2 separate regions of the Homo sapiens genome follow, and region 2 is linked to region 1. Evidence: read pairs that join two places in POLR2A ChIA-PET (ENCODE). Cell type or tissue: OCI-LY7. All regions are shown on one strand. Links, peaks and the distances in the headings refer to the core of each region. The heading gives the core; the rest is flanking DNA.

What was found. Peaks named below come from ENCODE experiments on the same cell type or tissue, not always from the same donor. Only the 100,000 strongest peaks of a DNase experiment are listed, where the experiment ranks them.
Region 2: POLR2A ChIA-PET joins it to region 1 with 5 read pairs; 2 of 35 experiments call an interaction of 5 or more read pairs at or near these places.

The regions. Positions count from the first base shown.
Region 1 is chr14:60,202,215-60,207,620 of GRCh38, forward strand. No RefSeq gene overlaps it. Among named protein-coding and RNA genes, the nearest start is that of DHRS7, 40 kb to the left of the region's middle. In OCI-LY7, for the core only: no CTCF peak of the experiment used is centred there; DNase peaks (open chromatin) are centred at 2,097, 2,517 and 2,817; H3K4me3 peaks cover 2,596 bases; H3K27ac peaks cover 3,639 bases.
Region 2 is chr14:60,430,550-60,435,955 of GRCh38, forward strand. No RefSeq gene overlaps it. Among named protein-coding and RNA genes, the nearest start is that of C14orf39, 53 kb to the right of the region's middle. In OCI-LY7, for the core only: no CTCF peak of the experiment used is centred there; no DNase peak of the experiment used is centred there.

The DNA.
Region 1 (5,406 bases), core at 190-5,189:
AGCAAAACTTGGGAAATCTGAATAAGATCTACAGATTGTATCAATGCCAATATCTTGGTTGTGATATCATAGTATAGTTTTGCAAGATATAACCATTGGGGGAACCCAGATAATGGGTACAGAGATCTCTCTATTATTTTTTACAATTACATGTAAATCTATAATTGTCTCAATTAAAATTTTAACTAAAATGATAATACATGCCCTCTGTAAAAAAAAAAAAAAGAGAAAAAGAAGAAAATCAAAATAATCCTCAATTTCACCACTTAGAAATAAGCAGCTGCTAAGACTTTGAAACATATTTTTTCATCCCTTTAAGAATTCATATTTTAAAATGTTGGTATTGAACTGTTTTATAAGCCAGTTTTTTTTTAACATCGTATATTCTGTTAAGTTTTCCATGTTATTAAACAAACTTTTTTTTTAGAGGCAGCGTCTAGCACTGCCACCCAGGCTGGAGTGCATTGGCATGACCACGGCTCACTCTAGCATCAAACTCCTGGGCTTAAGAAATCCTTCTGCCTCAGCCTCCCAAGTATCTGAGACTACGTGTGTGCACCACCATGTCTGACTTTCTTTTTTTTTTTTTTTTTTTTGGTAGAGATGGGGGTCTCACTGTGTTGCCTAGGTTGGTCTTGAACTCCTGGCCTAAAGCTCTCCTCCTGCTTTGGCCTCCCCAAAGTCCAAAGTGCAGGGATTACAGGCATGAGCCACCACTCCCTGCCAAACACATTGTTTTTAGTGACTGTATATTATTCCTTCATATGGAAAATCCAATCTATTTATCCAATCCTTTGTTTTGTTCTGTTTTTTCCTACTATGAGAAATGTTCAGTATCTTTAAAGATAAGCCTTTGGCTACATTCCCAATTATTTCCCTCTGACAAATTTTAAGAAGTGGAATTACTAGTCAAAGGCTATAAGCATTTTTAAGACTTTTGACACACCACTAAAATACTCTGAAGAAATGTTGTAGCAAAATACACTCCTATTAACAGTACTTGAAAATATCCATTCCCCAAACTCTCACAAATACTGGGGATTATAATTTACTAAAAGTTGTAAATTCATTAAAAGAGATATAGTATCTCATTTTAAGGGAACTGCATTCCTTCAAATATTAATCTAACTGAAATTTCTTATTTTATTTTGGTCATTTAGTATCTTTTGGGAATTTACCTTTCATGTCCTTTACCCATTTCTCTGTTTCAGTGGGCATCATATTTTCTAACTGATTTATAAATGAGCTTTATCAAGTAATGCTCTTGACCCCATATTCAACTTTTCCCCCGTTCTTTAATTTTTTAATATACAGAATTTTAATAATTGTACATATTAAAGTCTATTTAGCTGTTTCTTTATGGCTTCTCCTTTATTTTTAAGTGAAGTCTTTCCTTTCCTTGATAGCTGATTATAGTTATCTTTATACTCTATCCTTACTTTTCATCCTTTCATATTTTTATTTTGTTTTTACATTTAACCTTTATCCGCCTGTAACTTAGTTTGGTATAAATTATAAAAAACAGATTTGATGACTTTTCCAAATGTCTCACCATTTGTCTTACTACTATTTATTGGGTGGCTCAATTTTTCTTCCCAAATTTCAAATGTCAATCTTGCTAGTACTAAATTCATGTGTGTGTTTGGGGTTGCTTTTAGAGGTTTCTATTCTGTTCCATTGTTCTGTTTACTGTTACTACAGTCTCATTTTATTTCACTGATTGTACTGATAGGTGGTATAAAAGATAGTAATGCCTGGAAATGCAAGTCTTCATTTTATCATTGTTCTTTTTAAGTTTTCCTGACTATTCTCACTGGTATGTTTAACATATTTTTTGCTGACTTGAGCATCCAACAAAATATATATGTAGCTGTGACCTATACTTTCATTTCATCAACTGCTAATTGCACAAGGGACATCTATCGGGTGTTTACTTTGTGCCAGGCTCTGTTCTAAATGTTTTATATGCATCAACTCATTCAATGCTAGCAGCAACCCTGTAAGATCGATACCTTTATTGCTCATGTTTTATGAAAGAGGAAACGCAAGCATGGAGAGGCAAGGTTAATTTGCCCAAGGTCACACAGCTGGCGTGTGGCTAAACTAGCCGTTGCATGTAAATAAGACTGCCTGCCCACTCAACCCAGGCAATCTGATTTCAGAGCTCACTGCCTCTCAAACAGTATGGCAGGGGTTAATACTATCTTGATTCTTTGCTTTAAACTGGAGATACTGTAATTTAATAATCGTTTGATATGCCAAAATGACTACAAACACTGTTCAAATCAGCGTTTTACACACATTCTATAGCAATGTAATACTTTTCCTCTTTAAAGTATTGAAGGATGAAATTTTCTTCAAATTATACAATACTACTTAAAGTGTTAAATTCCAATAAAGGAGAAAAAAAAGGCAGCAAACTATTGCCAGAAGAGCCCTGGATTGAGCAACAGGGAAACAAAAGTTCTAGTCCTTGTTGTGTTGCTAATTAGCTTCCTGCCTCCACCCCCACACGGACACATACACCCACCCAAAATATTGTCCTTATTAGTCTGTAACCCTGGCTAAATTACAATATTACAGATTCATTCCTTCAGGTTAACTCTCTTTCTGAGATGTGACTAGCCCTGGTGACGTACTACTTGTCAGAGTATTGATTATTTGCCCTGTTTTGAGATTTTAATTCCTCTTAATCAGGAACATTGCCCTGACAAGATAGGAGTTGTCATGGTTCAACAGGGAGCCAGGAATAGAAAGCAATGTTATTCTGGAGGCTGAAAGGCTGTGAGAGGTATGTGTGGTGAGGGACCACAGCTGACAGAAACAGGCTATGGGGAGTAGCTTGGGTATCTCAGGTGACAGAGAGTGGTGAGAGGGGAAGCTGAGAGGAGGAAGATGGTCCTGTGGAGGGAATGTGGGTAGAGCCTCCTCTACTTGAAGTTTTCCCAGCGCTGGTGCTGGGCGCAGCCAAGGATTCTAAAAGAAGGCCTTCCTCTGGGGATCAGGAAGGGAGAGGGAATATGAAAAGAGTCTGCCCTCTTGACATTGACCCAGAGTCTCCACGAGTCATTGGAAAAGATGCATGAGAAGCTGCATCTAAGGGCATGCAAACATATACACACAACACCATAAAAGGAGAAAGCTTTTTAGGCTTTCTTCAACTCATCAGGCTTGTGAATTTCTTTAATAAAAATCTCGGAACATCATGGCTCTACCAAACCTTTGCCTATTCGTCATTGCCACAGTGATACTGACTTTTGAATTCCAGTACCAGGGGAAAAAGATGTGTGTGTGGTGGGGGGAGGAGGGAAATAGTATCACCTTTTATGTAAATTCTTACTTGCTCATACAAATACTTTCTTTTTTTTTGTTTTATGGGGGTGTGGGTGGAAAAGTTTCAGTGTTTTTGCTGATTATAGAAGCAGTGAATGCTTACTCTAAAAAAAAAAATCAATGACACAAAGAAGAGAAATTCTGTCACCCTACCACATTGTAGTGTGTCTCTTCCAGATTTTTTTTCAAATTGGATCACACTGTTCTGCAATTGGCATTTTAACTTAACATATACAATAACTGTAGCATTCCATCTCATCTATTACTGTCCATAGTATTCCATTATATGTATGTACCATAATTTATTCAACAAACCAAGCTGATAAACATTTAGGTCATGATAATTTTTTATTATATATCATCCTTGTATTAATTGTTCCCAATGTATCATAATTTCCTAAGGGAAGAGGAACTAAATGACACATGTATAAAATTTTACTATACATTTTCCTATTTCTACAGTTTGTTTATATCTTTTTTCATGTCTTTTGCTGGTATCCAGCTCTTTTGTAGAAACCTCTTAAATTTGTCCTTTGTTCTTTGTTCCACTTCACAATTGGTAGAACACGGGTCAATAGGGAGCTCAAAGGTTCTCAAATTTGGGGCATCGTGTAATCTTTAGATCTTAAAGAAATCTTTCTAGGAGTAGCAGACATCAAGCTACTGGCAAATGAAAATTCTATGTGAAAAGACTACCTCAACAAAGGAGTGAAGTTCTATGTCCTCGGTGTTCTGTCATATAATTACATTTTCATTATGATTGTTCTGGTAAAAATGAGTCAGGGAGAAAAGTGTACCGTTTTAGGCTTGATTACCTAGGATCACATGAGAGTACCTGGGAAGGAGTTGCTGAGACCAATGACTACCCTTTGAACCAAACAATATATATGAAGATCAAAGTTTGGGTGTAATCTCTTCCGGGGCCACTTGGCTGCATTTTTCTTCCTCAGCACATATTGTTCCCTGCCAGAATTAATACATGAGAGCTGAGATTATAAGAAGCCCAACCAAGACCACGTGCATGACATCAGGGCAGATCTATTGGCACCAGTCAAAGAGCAGAGCACAACGTCCGAGCAGATTAGAACACATTACACTTAGTTCGTAGACTGCAGGCTGCACTGAGAATCGGGCCATAGTGACTATTGGAAGATCAATAGGAGAAGAAATAAAAAGAAAGAAAGAAATAGAAAATGTGCCGAGTCAGGGCAGGAGGGTCTTTCAAATCTCCCAAACTGGGGTCATGGTCATCCATGACAAGGTTGGGGTGTCGCTGCTGAAGAAAGCACAAATTCAACTGATGGGAACTCAATAAAATACGTGCCCAGCATCGACTGAGTCTTTTCTCTTCCTCAGCTGACCTTGTGCTTATATTCTGTGGACTTTCCACAGAATTCCTGTCAGGGACTTTCTTAAACCTCCTCCAACCCCCATTGACGCTCCAAATCTGCGCATCTTTGTGTTCTTGTTCTCTCTCTCTCTCTCCCCTTCCCCTGTTTCTCTTTTCTCTTGCTTCTTCCCTTTCCTTCCTTCATTCCCCTCATCCCAGTTGCTGGAAATCCATTGGCAAATGAGACCTATATTACTTCTTTCTTTGAATGTCTTCTCTGTTGCCTACAAACTCTCTGAAGTATTTCTTCCTTCAACTATTTTCTAATTAAAACTGTCTTAGTATCTACTCACCTTATCACTCTTGTTTCTCAGTGAGGTTTCAAAGATTAGAAAGTGGCTAGAGTGTATGTGTATGAGTGTGTGTGTGAGAGAGAGAGAGAATGAATTCGTGTGTGCATAGGAACCATTGGCTTTACGCAATATAGATGGGAACTTCCCTATGACTTGAAATGGGACCTTAGGCTCTAGGGCAGGGTTTCTCAACCCTAGCTGCTCATTAGAATCACTAGAGCAGTTTTTAAAAATCCCCATGCTCAGACAGAATCCCACACCAATTAAATCAGAATCTCTGGGTGTGGGACCTGGAATCATTCCTTTTTAACAGCTCCATAGCAATTCCAAGGTGCAGGCAAGTTGAAACCCTCTTCTCTAGGAGAAGTTAATGTATTAGTTAACCTGCTA
Region 2 (5,406 bases), core at 157-5,156, 230 kb after region 1:
GGAGAGTATAATGAGTCATGTCTGGCTCTCCCTTCCCATCATGGCCTAAATTAGTTTTTCAGGTTAATTTTGGAAAGTCCTTGATGATAGGAAGGATCCATTCAGATGGGTGGGGGGCTTTGAATTTTACTTTTGGTTTACAGAAGGAATTTTACTGTATACAATTTTTTTTAAACCAAGCAGTAATTCAGATAAACCCAAGATGGAATGTAGATGGCCACAAATGAATCCATGTTACAAATGAATGACACAATCAAATGTAAGGGGGTATAGAAGATAGGAGCTAACTTAAGTAACTTTGGAAAATATTGCTGTAACTGGATAAAGAAAACACACAAACACTATACCTTATGTAATAGACTGGAAATGGCCCCCCAGAAGATTTCCATGACCTAATCCCTGGAATCTGTGATTGTTACCTATATGGAAAAAAAAATGAGGCTTTGTGGATGTGACTAAGTCAAAGTCTTGAAATGGGGAGATTATCTGAATTATCCATCCAGATGGACCCTAAATGCAATCACATGTATGCTTATAAAAGGGAGGCAGTGGGAGAGATTTCACACACTAAGGGAAGGCCGTGTGAAGGCGGGTCAAAGAGAAATTTGAAGATGCTGGCTATGGTGGTTAATTTTATGTCAATTTGGATAGGATATGGTACCCAGTTGTTTGGTGAAACACCATTCTAGATGTTGATGCAAAAGTATTTTTTAGATATGATTAAGTCAGTAGACTTTGGGTAAAGCAGAACTCTCCATAATGTGGGTAGGCTGCATTCAATTAGTTGAAGGCCTTAGGAGCAAAGACTGAAGTTTCCTAAAGAGTGAATTTGACCTTGAGACTGCAACACAGAAACCCTGCCTGAGTTCCCGGCCTCCCTAGTCTGCTCTGTTGATATTGAACTCAACTGAAACATCAACTCTTACCTGAATTTCTAGCCTGCCAGCTTGTCCTACAGATTTCAGACTTGCCACCTCTACAATCTTAACAACCAATTCCTTAAAATAAATCTAGATGAATGGATGGATAGATTAGATATAGATAGACAGATAGATAGATAGATAGATAGATAGATAGATAGATAGATACTATAGATAGATACTATTGGTTCTATTTCTCTGTAGAATACTGACTGGCTTTGAAAATTGGAGTGATGTAGCTACAAGCCAAGAAATGCCAGCAGGCACCAAAAGCTTAAAGAAGAAAGGAATGGATCCTTCCCTAGAGCATCGAAAGTATGATCCTGCTCACACCTTGATTTTTGACCTGTAACACCAATTTTGGATGCCTGGCCTCTGGATCTATGAGAGAATGAATTCCTATTGCTTCAACCCAAAAAGGCTATAGTAATTTGCTACAGCAGTCACAGAAAACTAACATACTCTAGTTAATAAATTTGTTTATCACAGCGTCTGGGTTACCAATTTAGAAATAACTTTACATGTATACGAGGACTGAAAAAGAAAGCAAATAAATTGTAGTTAATGACAGCCAGGTTTCTCACTGTCAGAGAAAGCAGTTACAAATAAACAAAAGGGGAATACTAGATGAGCCTCTTGTTGCTGGAGTTACCAGTATAAACTCGTGTTTTGTTTTCAGTAGTTAGATACACCAACAAACATGTATATAGATATAGTATACATACATGTATTTCCTAGCTTTGTCTACTGACAGATCCTAGGCCTGTCCACTGAGAAGCAGTTATACTCCAGGAACCACTGTCTGCTTATACATATACCTCTTGTGACAATAAATCAAGAGTCTTAACTGATTTTGGAGTATTACTCTTATATTCTTAGAATACCTCTTCTAATCACAGAGAAAAAATTCATCTAACCATATTAAAATAGATTTTTTGGACTTAAACAAAATTAGATATGCAGTGTCTATTTTTCTTCTAAATTTAACAAAGAGCTCTGGGACTAGACCCCTTATTTCTGAAAACTCATTGAATAGAAGTGGGAACAAATTCCTATTTTAAAGATGATAGAAGATTTGATTTATCTCTAGGGTAATAATTATCTTTTAAAAGTTATCTTTATAAGGCTATTTGATTACACAAAGTTATTTTTGTGATTTGTATTCGAAACACTGCATATGCCTCCACTAGTTGGATGAGCTATGATATTCAAACACGAACAACTCCGGTTCCTTTCTCCTTTTACCTTATACTCAGATGATGTTCAATCAAATGTATTTCTTTTAAACAAGATATATTTTTCCAATTTTAGGTGTCAGCAGTATGAAACCACAAGACAATCAGTTGTTATCACCTGGAACATATCATTACACACTTGGACCACTGCAATTGACTCCTAATTGGTTTATCCAACTCTTAATTTCTCCTAACTCTGGCTGTATTGTCAGTTTAATTTTCCTAGTCATTTCTTTTCTCTTGAAACTCTGACATTAAAATACAAGTTCTGTAAAACCAAGTCAAAACACTTCACGATCCTCTATAAATCAGTCCTATCATATCTGTTAAACTCAATTTCCTGGTATTATTCTTCATTGCAGTTAGGTCTATTCTTTAACTTCCTCTACACTTATTAATAGTAAACATGTGACTGCATTTTTCTTTTGATCATATTAGTCCCCCTATCTAGAGAGCTCTGTCTCCTTTACCAATTCAGTTAAATTCTATTAAGTCAATAATTGTTTAATGCAATCCTACTAAAGACTAGCAACTAGTTAGGTAATTAAAACATGAAAGGCTAAAAAAGCATCAATCTTACACTTGAAAATTTTACAATCTACATACCTGTAAAGTCCTAATTCAATTTTACCTCTTCGGTGAATCCTTCCCAGGTTTTCTAGCTCATGATGACCTTTTTTCCCCTCATTCCGAAAACACTTGGTCTTTTCTATAACGAAAGTCACATTATAATAATATAGTTATTATATTACTATAGTTATAATACAGTTGTTATATTATTATAGTTATAATATAGTTGTTACTATAATATAGTTGTTATAGTTATAATATAGTTGTTATATTATTATAGTTATAATAGTTATATTATTATAGCTATATAATAATGTTATATCATTATAGCTATATAATAATGTTATATCATTATAGCTATATAATAATGTTATATCATTATAGCTATATAATAATGTTATATCATTATAGCTATATAATAATGTTATATCATTATAGCTATATAATAATGTTATATCATTATAGCTATATAATAATGTTATATCATTATAGCTATATAATAATGTTATATCATTATAGCTATATAATGTTATATCATTATAGCTATATAATAATGTTATATCATTATAGCTATATAATAATGTTATATCATTATAGCTATATAATGTTATATCATTATAGTTATATAATGTTATATCATTATAGTTATATAATAATGTTATATCATTATAGTTATATAATGTTATATTATTATAGTTATATAATGTTATATTATAGTTATATAATGTTATATTATTATAGTTATATGTTATATTATTATAGTTATATAATGCTATATTATTATAGTTATATGTTATATTATTATAGTTATATAATGTTATATTATTATAGTTATATTATAATGTTATATTATTATAGTTATATTATAATGTTATGTTATTATAGTTATATTATGTTATGTTATTATAGTTATATTATGTTATTATAGTTATATTATGTTATTATAGTTATATAATAATGTTATTATAGTTATATAATGTTATATTAGTTATATAATAATGTTATATTATTAGTTATATAATAATGTTATATTATTAGTTATATAATAATGTTATATTATTATAGTTATATTATAATGTTATATTATTATAGTTATATTATAATGTTATATTATTATAGTTATATTATAATGTTATATTATTATAGTTATATAATGTTATATTATTATAGTTATATAATGTTATATTATAGTTATATAATGTTATATTATAGTTATATAATAATGTTATATTATTATAGTTATATTATTAATATAATATATAATTATTATATTATTAATATAATATATAATATATAATTATATTATCATATTGTTATATTATATTATTATTATATTATTATAATTATATTATTATATATAATATATATTATTGTAATATATATTATATATAATACATTATAATATATTATTATAGTTATATTATAATATTATAGTTATAATATAATAGTTATATTAGTTATATTATTATAGTTATATTATTATAGTTATAATATATTATAGTTATATTATAATATAGTTATATTATAGTTATAATATTATAATATAGTTGTAATATTATATTATTAAAGTTATATTATATTATAGTTATGTTACATTATTATAGTTATATTATAGTTATAATAGTATAATATTATAGTTATATTATATTATTATAGTTATACTATAATATAGATAATATATTATAGCTATAATATATTATAGTTATAGATATTATATTATAGTTATAATATAGTTATTATATTATAGTTATAGTTATTATAATGTGCTTTTGTTATTTCCTAAGTTTTGTCTACCCAACCAAGTTATAAGTTCCTTGAGTATAAGACCACGTCTGTGTTCTAGCCTTTTATATGCTGTCAAAATGCCATGTGCAAGGTAGATACTTTTAAAATACTTATTTCATATCACTTATTGATACATGATAAATCTAACCATACTGGTCTGCTAGACATTACTCTAAAGTAAAAATAAATCATGGAATCACTGAATCATTCAAGGCTAAAACTAGTTTTGAATTTATCAATAAACAAACAAATTATAACTTTTTCTTCTGTCTCATATATAGCCAATGTCTTTATTATATAAAAACTACCAATCAATTCAGTCATAGAGTCAATAAGATAAATACCTGTTAAAAAACGAAAAAAAAAATCCAGCTTTTTAACTGAAATTTTCACCTTTTAAGCAGTTGTTGAATGTTTGATGGTTTTTTTTTTAACAGAGTCTAAAATTTTCTTAAACTCTATCATTAGTTAGATTGCCCTTCTTTTTAAGTCTTCGAGACAGCTTAATGTAATACAACTGTGATAATTTGTAGACACCCTGAAGAAGCAGTATAGACCCTTACCCAAAATTTGATTTGCATATTGAAACTGATGATGCCACACATCCCAATAGGGCATGAAAAGATTTTTCTAGTCATATATTAAGGCCTTCTGGGGAGAGCGGGGCAGGCCTCCTGAACTGAAAAATAGCTTGAGAAGTAGAGAAAGAAGACTGGCTTTGGGTTTTTATGGTAGTTAGGGGGTGGGCTGGGTGGGGGCTCCCATATGTGGTTTGAACTTCCTACTGGCACCAAAGGAGGGAGCAACCAGGCTTTCTGATCAGCTTGGCCAAATGTGGGCAGAATGAGAAAAGAAGGGGTTAGGTTTAAAAATCCATCAACAGTCACATCAAAATA